Regions from separate parts of the Homo sapiens genome. Here region 2 is linked to region 1. Evidence: read pairs that join two places in POLR2A ChIA-PET (ENCODE). Cell type or tissue: OCI-LY7. All regions are shown on one strand. Each heading gives the region's core, and the rest is flanking DNA. Links, peaks and the distances in the headings are about the cores only. Region 1 has its middle 8.1 kb from the start of UBR2. Region 2 overlaps MRPS10 (mitochondrial ribosomal protein S10).

What was found. Peaks named below come from ENCODE experiments on the same cell type or tissue, not always from the same donor. Only the 100,000 strongest peaks of a DNase experiment are listed, where the experiment ranks them.
Region 2: POLR2A ChIA-PET joins it to region 1 with 5 read pairs; 13 of 35 experiments call an interaction of 5 or more read pairs at or near these places.

What each region holds. Positions count from the first base shown.
Region 1 is chr6:42,553,264-42,558,640 of GRCh38, reverse strand. No RefSeq gene overlaps it. Among named protein-coding and RNA genes, the nearest start is that of UBR2, 8.1 kb to the left of the region's middle. In OCI-LY7, for the core only: no CTCF peak of the experiment used is centred there; a DNase peak (open chromatin) is centred at 2,600.
Region 2 is chr6:42,202,304-42,207,613 of GRCh38, reverse strand. It overlaps MRPS10 (mitochondrial ribosomal protein S10), which reads left to right. Exons shown (of 7, transcript NM_018141.4): 7 at 1-807. Among named protein-coding and RNA genes, the nearest start is that of GUCA1B, 10 kb to the right of the region's middle. In OCI-LY7, for the core only: no CTCF peak of the experiment used is centred there; no DNase peak of the experiment used is centred there.

The DNA of each region.
Region 1 (5,377 bases), core at 266-5,265:
TTCTTAAATGTTCCTTTTGGCCAGGTGCAGTGGCTCACACCTGTAATCCCAACACTTCAGGAGCCCAAGATGGGACAATCACTTGAGCCTAACAGTTCGAGACGAGCCTGGGCAACGAAGTGAGACCCTGTCTCTACAAAATATAAAAAAATTAGTCAGTTGTGGTGATTCACATGTGTGGTCCCAGCTGCATGGGAGGCTGAGGCAGGAGGATCACTTGAGTCCAGGAGGTCAAGGCTACAGTGAGCCAAGATCCCACTACACTCCAGCCTGGATGACAGAGTGAGACTCTGTCTCAAAAAAACAAACAAACAAACAAAAAAATCGAATGAAATCCCTTGTTCATATAGCTTGCCAAAATCCTTTTAAGTATAGCCAATGGATAAATTCCTACAAGGAATGTGCTAAGTCAAAAGGAATAATGTAAATGATAAAAGGGCAAAAGGTGCAGAGTGAGGCTCAGAGTCTACAGGACTATGAAAAAGGCCTATTTGGGTACCCCTTGTCACTCACAGGCATTCAGAGTCCCCTCTCTGTGTAAGGCTCTCTACTGTGGCCTCTCACTGGACCTAGTTATGTTCTCAAACTTCAAATCTTTACTCAACCTCCTATTTCTCCCCCTACAAAAGTAACCAATCTATATGCCATTTCCTCAGAGCCCAACCTAGTGCCATATTTATTCTTCCATCAATTAGCTAAGAAATTCATTGAACAAATATTTTTGCACTCCTGCTAAGTACCAATTACACTTTTGTTTCTGGGATATACATCAATAAACGTAACAGGCAAGGCTACTGCTTTCACAGAGCTTGCATTTTAGTGGGAGAGACAAGCAATAAAAAAATAAGCTGGGCTGGGTGTGGTGGCTCATGCCTGAATAATCCCAGCATTTTGGAAGGCCAAAGTAAGAGGATTGCTTGAACTCAGGAGTTCAAGACCAGCCTGGGCAACATAGTGAAACCCTGTCTCTACAAAAAATGCAAACATTAGCCAGGCATGGTGGCACACACTTGTAGCCCCAGCTACTCAGGAGGCTGAGGTGGGGGGATTGCTTGAGCCCAGGAGGCGGAGGTTGCAGTGAGTCAGGATCATGCCACTGCACTATAGCCTGGGCAACAAAGCAAGACCCTGTCTCAAAAATAAAAAAGTAAGCTAAAGAATATACTATATAATTTTTAGATATTGACAAGTGTTAAAAGGCAATAAATATTATACAGAAGGTGAAGGTGAAAACGGAGGTAAGGGCATTAGATAGGTTGGTCAGCGAGATGTGCATGAGAAGTGGGGAGTTGAGCTGAGTACTGAGTGAGAAGAACCCATCATGTGAAAATCTGAAATGAGAGCATTCCAGGCAAAAAGAAACAGCAATTGCAAAGGCCCTGAGGGTGAAATGAACTTGACTTGAATCAAGAACAGTAAGATAGCTGCAACTTTTAGCCAACAAGTTTCAGATAAACTAATAAATGCTATGCTCACTAGTAATAGGCATAGGTATATTATTCCTATTCCTTAGTAAAATTGTTTCAGATATGTGTTATTATTTTCAGTTAAGACTTCATGAAATAGACTGGGCGTGGTGGCTCAGGCCTGTAATCCCAGCACTTTGGGAGGCCAAGGCAGGTGCATCACTTGAGGTCAGGAGTTCAAGACCAGCCTGATCAACATGGTGAAACCCTGTCTCTACTAAAAATACAGAAATGGTGGCAGGTGTCTGTAATTCCACTACTTGGGAGGCTGAGGCAGGAGAATCACTTGAACTCAGGAGGCGGAGGTTGCAGTGAGCCCAAGATCGTGCCACTGCACTCCAGCCTGGGTGACAGAGTGAGGCTCTGTCTCAAAAAAAAAAAAAAAAAAAAGAAACTGAGACTCATAAAGGCAAAGTAACTTGGCCACAGTCACCGTGGTAGATTGCAGTTTTATGGCCCTAATTAACGACATTCCTGCCTCCACTCCCTTTGTAATGTGACTCAGCCACTCTTTCTATCAAGAAGTGGGAACTGTTTTACCACCCCTTGAATCTGGGCTGGCCTTATGATTGCTTTAGTGAATACAATGTGGCAGAAATGACAGTATACAGTTCTAAACCTAGATCCCTAAATATGGCCTTGGACGCTTCAACCCTCTCTAGGACTCCCCTGCTTTCTCCATGTGAACAAGTCCAGGATAGCCCACTTGGGGATGAGAGATCATATGGAAGAGAACAGAGGCATCTAGCTGACAGCCAGCCAGCTCCCAAAAGCAAAATCATTTAGCTGACCTGTGGATAGCTTAAGGTGTTACCGGTAGAGAGTGTCTGGGTTCTTGGTGCTTTGAACAAAGAATTGGACAAAATACACAAAGCAAGAATGAAGCAACAAAAACAGATTTATTGAAACAAAAAATCACACTCCATAGGGTGGGAGCAGCTAGAGCAAGCAGCTGAAGGGCTTGGTTACAGAATTTTCTGGGGTTTAAATACCCTCTGGAGGTTTCCCATTGGTTACTTGGTATACACCCTAGGTAAATGCAACCAGAGACTGAAGTTGCCAAGTTACACCCTATGCAAATGTCTGATTGGTTGCGAAAAGTGACCAATCAGAGGCTGAAGTTACAAAGTTATACTTCTATGCAAATGAAGACTTGGCCCTTGACCAGCCTGATTGGTTCCAGGAGGGGACCAATCAGAGGTACTTTCAGTTTTTCATCTGCCAGGCAGAAAACAGGGTGGGGTAGCAGGGAGGAGAGGCTTGCAAAGGGAGTAGCCTCTGATCATTTGTTACTTGGGTGTGGAAAGTTGGGGTTCACCCAGGCTGGAGTACAGTGGTACCATCTCAGCTCACTGCAACTGCGGTTTTCCTTTTGATTTAGTTCTAGGAAGTCAGTGTGAATCTGCCTTAGGTTCTCTACCTCCAAACCCTATTCTCCTGCCTCAGAGGCAGGTGAGAGAGGCCAGGGAGACCAGGAGCACTGGCCTAAATTGCTGACCTGCAGAATTGTAATCTAAATAAATGCTTGTTGTTTTAAGCCACTAAACTTTGAGGTGATTTTGTATGTACCAGTAGCTAATCAATTCAGTTGCATTGTTAGATCAGCAGCTCAACTGGCATTTGAAATCTGGTCTCACCAACTCCAAGGCTCATGTTCGTCCCAAGACAGGCTGTTCCCCCTACAGGCCTACTTCTAGGCAAATTATTTATTTCCTAATTAAAATAACCAAGCTTGTGTATGTTAGGCCAAAACCCAGTCTCCCTTCTTCTGGACTGGTCCTAAACTAATTAGTTGGGTTTCTCTTCTCCTGTCCTTCCTTCCTTCTCTCTCTCTCTCTCTCTCTTCCAGCTTGCTCTGTTGCCCAGGCTAGAGTGCTGTGGTGCAATCTTGGCTCACTGCAACCTCTACCTCCTGGGTTCAAGCAATTCTTTGGCCCCAAGCCACCCAAGTATCTGAGATTACAGGCGTCCACGACCATGCATGCTAAATTTTTGTATTTTTAGTAGAGACAGGGTTTCATGATGTTGGCCAGGATGGTCTTGATCTCCTGACCTCCAGCAATCCACTGCCTTGGCCTCCCAAAGTGTTGGGACTAGAGGCATGAGCCACCCTGTCTAGCCGGGTTTATCTTAAAGGCCATGGGTAAAAGATTGAGAACTTTCATGTCCTGGAATTCTTTCAAAACATTGGACATAGATCTATCTCAGGAGTGTCACACTGTGTCCAGAATTGGTGGGTTCTCGGTCTCACTGACTTCAAGAATGAAGCCTCAAACCCTTGCAGTGAGTGTTACAGTTCTTAAAGGTGGTGTGTCCAGAGTTTGTTCCTTCAGATGTGTCTGAAGTTTCTTCCTTCTGGCAGGTTCGTGATCTCGCTAGCTTCATGAGCGAAGCTGCAGACCTTCACAGTGAGTGTTACAGCTCTCAAAAGCAGCACAGACCCAAAGACGGAGCAGCACCAACATTTATTGCAAAGAGCAAAAGAACAAAGCACCCCCGCCACACAGAAGAGTACCTGATCAGGTTGCTGCTGCTGGCATTGGTGGCCTGCGTTTATTCCCTTATCTGGCCCCACCCACATCCTGCTGATTGGTCCATTTTGCAGAGAGCTGATTGGTCCATTTTACAGAGAGCTGATTGGTCCGTTTTGACAGAGTGCTGATTGGTGCGTTTACAAACCTTTAGCTAGACAGAGAGTGCTGATTGGTGCGTTTACAATCCTTTAGCTAGACAGAAAAGTTCTCCCAGTCCCCAATATCCCAGAAGCCTAGCCGGCTTCACTTGTCACTGGCACTGGCTGCGGGATTTTGGGGCACCTAGCCGGGCACTCCGGCAGCCCAGAGGGAGCTCGTCCCCCAGTCAAGCCCAGCAGGCGCCGGCCCGCCGCGCAGAGTGCGGGACTTGCGGAGCCCGCGCGCAGCCCCAGCTCCCGCCGGCGCCTCTCTTTTCACACTTCCCAGTGAGCAGAGGGAGCCGGCTCCGGCCTCGGCCAGCCCCAGAGAGGGGCCCTCACAGCGCAGCGGCGGGCTGAAGGGCTCCTCGAGCGCGGCCAGAGCGGACGCAGAGGCCGAGGAGGCGCCGAGAGCCAGCGAGGGCTGCTAGCAGGTTGTCACCTCTCAACACCAAGATAGTTGTATCCGTGGTTAAACTCTGTAGGCATACACTCTGCTTTTCTTGGGGACAAGGTTACCCGCCTCCCACTTTTACAGGGACATTGGCTTTGGTGACAGCCAATTGCAACTTTTTTCTTCTCATTGGGAAGTACTGAGAGTGGGTTTCCTTTAGTCTCTAGTGGGAATATTATAAAGCGCTGGTATACAAAGAGCCCTCAGACAATAAAAAAGTTAACAAAATACATTATATAAATAAATATAAACTAAAAAGATTCTGAAGAACATTTTATGTTTTCTGTACCTGTTGTTGCTGATATAAATTATCTCCTGGGACTGAACTTCGAATTGTCAATTGTCTAAATCTCCCATTGTACTGAGACACATCCAGTGGTCTATAAATTTTATCTTGGGCTGGGCGTGGTGGCTCATGCCTGTAATCCCAGCACTCTGGGAGGCCAAGGCCGGAGGATTTCTTGAGGCCAGGAGTTCGAGACCAGCCTGGGCAATATAGTGACACCTTGTCTCTACAGAAACCTTAAAAAATTAGCGGAGCATGGTGGTGTACACCTGTGGTCCCAGCTACTCGGGAGACTTAGGTGGGAGGATCACTTGAGCCTGGGAGGCAGAGGTTGCAAGAGCTGAGATTGCTCCACTGCACTCCAGTCTGAGTGATGGAGCGAGACCTTGTCTCAAAAAAAAAATTTTTTTAAATCTTTTCTTTCCTTCCTTCCTTCCTTCCTTCCTTCCTTCCTTCCTTCCTTCCTTCCTTCGTTTTTTCTTTTTTTTAAACAGTCTTGC
Region 2 (5,310 bases), core at 1-5,000, 350 kb after region 1:
AATAAGCTTTTACTGCATAAACTTTACATCCAGCACTGTAGTTAAGTACCCAAAATTGAATAGAAATAATGGCTTTTGAAAATCGCACAAAGCAGGCCAGGCACGGTGGCTCACGCCTGTAATCCCAGCATTTTGGGAGGCCGAGGCAGGCGGATCACGAGGTCAAGAGATCCAGACCATCCTGGCTAACACGGTGAAACCCCGTCTCTAATAAAAATACAAAAATTAGCTGGACATGGTGGCACGTGCCTGTAATCCCAGCTACTCAGGAGGCTGAGGCAGGAGAATTGCGTGAACCCGGGCCCGGTGGAGGCTGCAGTGAGACGAGATCGCGCCACTGCACTCCAGCCTGGCGACAGAGCGAGACGCCGTCTCAAAAAAAAAAAAAGAAAATTGTGCAAAGCATAGGTAAATATTTTTCTTTATTAAGCTTCTCACTGAGAAGCCCTCTTTATTTTGGTAAATGTCACTCTGTTTGTTAGGAGATGTCTGCTTTTCCATGAAATGAAATAGTGGCTAAAGCCCTGAAAGAGGCAAGACTACAATGGGCTGAAACAGTTGGTATAGCAACCCCAGAGAAGTGCTTCATTTTCTTTTTATAGTAGAAGCAGGTCCATGTCTTTTGTGGTTTCCTGCACATCTTTGGAGTAGTTATGACTTCTCAGTTTTTCCCCCCTTAAACTGCATTGCCTATTCTTTTTTCCTGACATGCTATCAGGTATCAGTGTGTTGAATACATACTGCTTGTGTATCAGACTTACGTTACTGTCATCACCATTAAAAGAATTGCAGCTTTGTGCCCCATGACCTTCAGCTCAGTTGTTGACTGTCATTCATGAATGCCTAAAGCATACTGACACCAGGTATAAGTACTTGAAGATCAAGAACTAGTCAATAAAACATGAGCAACATAATGGTAACTATGTGCAGCAAAGCAGCAATTTATGACACATTTTCATCTGAAGTAATTCTTTAAAAATAAATATAGACCCGGCCGGTTGTGGAGGCTCAAGCCTGTAATCCCAGCACTTTGAGAGGCTGAGGCAGGTGGATCACCTGAGGTCAGGAGTTCGAGACCAGCCTGGCCAACATGGTAAAACCCCATCTCTATTAAAAACACAAAAATTAGCTGGTCATGGTGGTGGGCGCCTGTAATCCCAGCTACTTGGGAGGCTGAGGCAGGAGGATTGCTTGAACCCAAGAGGTGGATGTTGCAGTGAGCCGAGATTGTACCATAGCACTCCATGTAAACCAAAGTCCTTAGTTTAGGACTTCCAATTATGTGTTAAAACCTCGGCTTAAATAAGCAAATGAACTACATGTGCACACATGCACGTGAGAAAAACTAGCAGTATTTCTTTTTTCTTTTTCTTTCTTTTTTTTTTTTTTTTTTTGAGATGGAATCTTGCACTGTCACCCGGTCTGGAGTGCAGTGGCGCGATCTCGGCTCATTGCAACCTCTGCCTCCCAGGTTCAAGCGATTATCCTGCCTCAGCCTCCCAAGTAGCTGGGACTACAGGCATGTGCCACCACGCCCAGCTGATTTTTGTATTTTTAGTAGAGATGGGGTTTCCCCATGTTGGCCAGGATGGTCTTGATCTCTTGACCTCGTGATCCACCTGCCTCGGCCTCCCAAAGTGCTGGGATTACAGGCATGAGCCACTGCGCCTGGCCCAAAACTAGCAGTATTTCTTCGACGAAAGTATTTGGCATATTTGAAGCCCGCTTCTTGATATAAACAAGTTTGGCATGAAGTACAGTACTGAAAAAATGATATAAACAAAATAACTTCTTAGCTTATCAGGATATAGCTATCTTGATAGGCTAAGAAGATTTTTGGTTTTCTTTTGTTGGTTTTAAATTAGGCCTCTGAGTAAAATGCATATCCTGAAAATTAGAATTAATGCCTGGGTCACACTTTCTGTCCATGGTGGGTATGGGAGATGGTGAGAGAAGAGTGGATTTGATAATATATGTTGGTGCAAAAGTAATTGCAGTTTTTGCCATTAAAAGTAATGGCAAAAAAAAAATAGAATGAACCGGCCAGGAGTGGTGACTCACGCCTGTAATCCCAGCACTTTGGGAGGCTGAGGCGGGCGGATCATGTGAGGTTGGGAGTTGGAGACCAGCCTGGCCAATATGAGAAACCCTGTCTCTTCTAAAAATACAAAATTAGCAGGGTGTGGTGGCGCATGCCTGTAATCCCAGCTACTTGGGAGGCTGAGGCAGGAGAATCCCTTGAACTCAGAGGTTGCGATGAGCCAAGATCACGCCATGGGCAACAAGAGTGAAACTCCATCTCAAAAAAAAGAAAAAAAATAGAATGAACCAGAAGGCAGGTAGGAAGTGAGATGATCTTTTTTCTTTTTCTTTTTTTTTTTTTTTTTTGTAGAGACAGAGTCTTGTTCTGTTGCCCAGGCTGGAGTGCAGTGGTACGATCAAAGCTCACTACACAATCGAACTTATGGGCTCAAGGGATCTTCCCACCACAGCCTCCCAAGTAGCTGAGACTAAATGTGTGCACCACCACACTCAGCTCATTTTTTTATTTTTTGGAGTCAGGGTCCTGCTCTGTCGCCCAGGCTGGAGTGCAGTGGCATGAACACAGCTCACTGCAGCCTTGACCTCCTGGGCTCAGATGATCCTCCTGCCTCAGCCTCCCAGGTAGTTGGAACCACAGGCATGTACCATGATACATGGCTAATTTTTTAATCTTTTTGTAGAGATGGGGGTCTCACTTTGTTGCCAAGGCTGGTCTCAAATTCCTGACCTCAAGTGATTCTTCGGCCTTGGCCTCCCAAAATACTGAGATTACAGGCATCAGCCATCATGCCCAGCCTATATTTTCTTCATATTAAATAAAATCATGTTCTCATCCAAGAGTCTTAGTATAACTACAGATCTCTGGTAAGACAGACTAAACTAGTTCAAGTGCCAAGTTTCAGTGCTTTGAAAGAATGGCATATGTTCCTGGCCCTATGACCATTTAAACATGCCACAGTGAATACATAAAGCAATCATTTTAAATTATTAGTCTAGTTTCTTAACATTTCTAGTTGTCTGCAACCATCCCTGTCTTACATTACATTATTAAGTTAGTTCTATTACAAGACTAATGAATGACAGAATAGAGCAAACATGGACTTTGGAGTCAGACAGACATGAGTCAGATAAGAGTTCAAACCCACTGACTGCCGTAAACTTGGGCAAGAGATTTAACCCTGTCAGGGCCTCAGTGTACTCATTAGTAAAGGTAATAATAAGTCTGTAGGAAATAATACCTACATACTTACATTTGACATATATTTAATGCTCCAGCTTAATAAGGTTGGAGTATTCGATAACTGATAAAAAACCTTGCACAGTATTGAGCAGGTAACAGACATTCAGTAAATGGCAGTACCATTCCGATGATACTTTAGATGCTTGTGTGCTATACTGTTCAAGAACCAGCTGGAAAAGACCTCAGGTTACCTCCAGGGTAGGGATAACATTTACCTTAGAGTTTTTGTTTTTGTTTTTTTGAGATGGAGTCTCGCTCTATCACCCATGCTGGAGTGTGGTGGCACAATCTCACTGCAAGGTCCGCCTCCCAGGTTCACTCCATTCTCCTGCCTCAGCCTCCCGAGTAGCTGGGACTACAGGCACCCGCCACCACGCCCAGCTAATTTTTTGTATTTTTAAGTAGAGACGGGGTTTCATTGTGTTAGCCAGGATGGTCTCGATCTCCTGACCTCGTGATCCGCCCGCCTCGGCCTCCCAAAGTGCTGGGATTACAGGCATAAGCCACCGCACCCAGCCCTTAGCGTTGTTTTTCAGACAGTTCTGGCTCTATCACCCAGGCTGGAGTGCAGTGACAATCTTGGCTCACTGTAACCTCCGCCTCCTGGGCTTAAATGATCCTCCTACCTCAGCCCCCTTAGTAGCTGGGACTATAGGCACACATCACCACACTCGGCTAATTTTTCTTTTTTTTTCTTTCTTTTTTTTTTCTGTAGAAACAGGGTTTTGCCATGTTGCCCAGGCTGGTCTCAAACTTGTAAGCTCAAGCAATCTGCCAGCCTCAGCCTCCCAAAGTGCTGGGATTATAGGCATGAGCCACAGCGCCCAGCCACAAACCAAAAATCCTTTGATTTTTATTAACACACTGAAGTACTTACCATTGTCCCCATTTTACAGGACAGAAAACCAAGGCTTAGAGAGTTGTTATTTGCCCACTCAGTCACCCTTTCAGCTTACAGATGAAGCTGTTAGTGACAGGGTCAGCCCTAGAAGCTAATTTGTAAGCAGGCTATGAGGTACTCAAATATCCACATACTAAATGCAGAATATTCAAAGCTAAATTCCAGGTTTGTTCACCTCTCACGTTACCAAAATGTACTCGTTTCCTCTAAAGCAGGGGTGTCTAATCTTTTGGCTTCCCTGGGCCACATTGAAAGAATTGTCTTGGGCCACACATAAAATACACTAACGCTAATAATAGCTAATTAAAAAAAAAATCATGAAAGAAAATCTCACAATGTTTTAAGAAAGTTTACCAATTTGTGTTGGGCTGCATTCAAAGCCGTCCTGGGCCGCATGCAGCCCGTGGGCCTCCAATTGGATAAGCTTGGTCTAAAGCTTAGAAGTAAAGTGATTGACTGGGAGGAAAAATTAATGAATTAAAGCAAGAAGCAAGATACACGGCACAATTTAGGTGGTCCCACTGCTCAGACTGGTCCTGAGGGAGGGGGCAACACAAGAGTTTAGGCATCAGCAAGGGGAGTCCTACTCGGTCACAAGAACACTCAGATGGAGATGATTCACAGTGGGGCTTCAGGTCCAGCCTGACTAGGGCTCAGAAGACATGGGTTTGTCGATTTTAAGCATATCTTTGCCCCTGGAGCCAGGCTTATGGCTGACTGCCTGCAATCCCCAGGACTCTCTTTCCAAATCCCCTGCTCAATTCCTAACCCTGCCCTCCTTAAATCCTTTCTATTGTTACTCACTTCAAGCTCTCATTTCTCTCTATGGATTCTTAATCCTCTTTATTTTATTTATCTATTTATTTATTTATTTTATTTTTATTTATTTATTTGTTTATTTTTTGAGACAGGGTCTGACTGTCGCCCAGGCTGGAGTGCAGTGGCACAATCTCGGCTCACTGCAACCTCTGCCTCCCAGGTTCAGGCGATTCTCGTGCCTCAGCTTCCTGAGTAGCTGGGATTACAGGCACCCGCCACCACGCCCAGCTAACTTTTGTATTTTTAGTAGAGATGGGGTTTCGGTGTGTTGGCCAGGCTGGTCTCAAACTCCTGACCTCAAGTGATC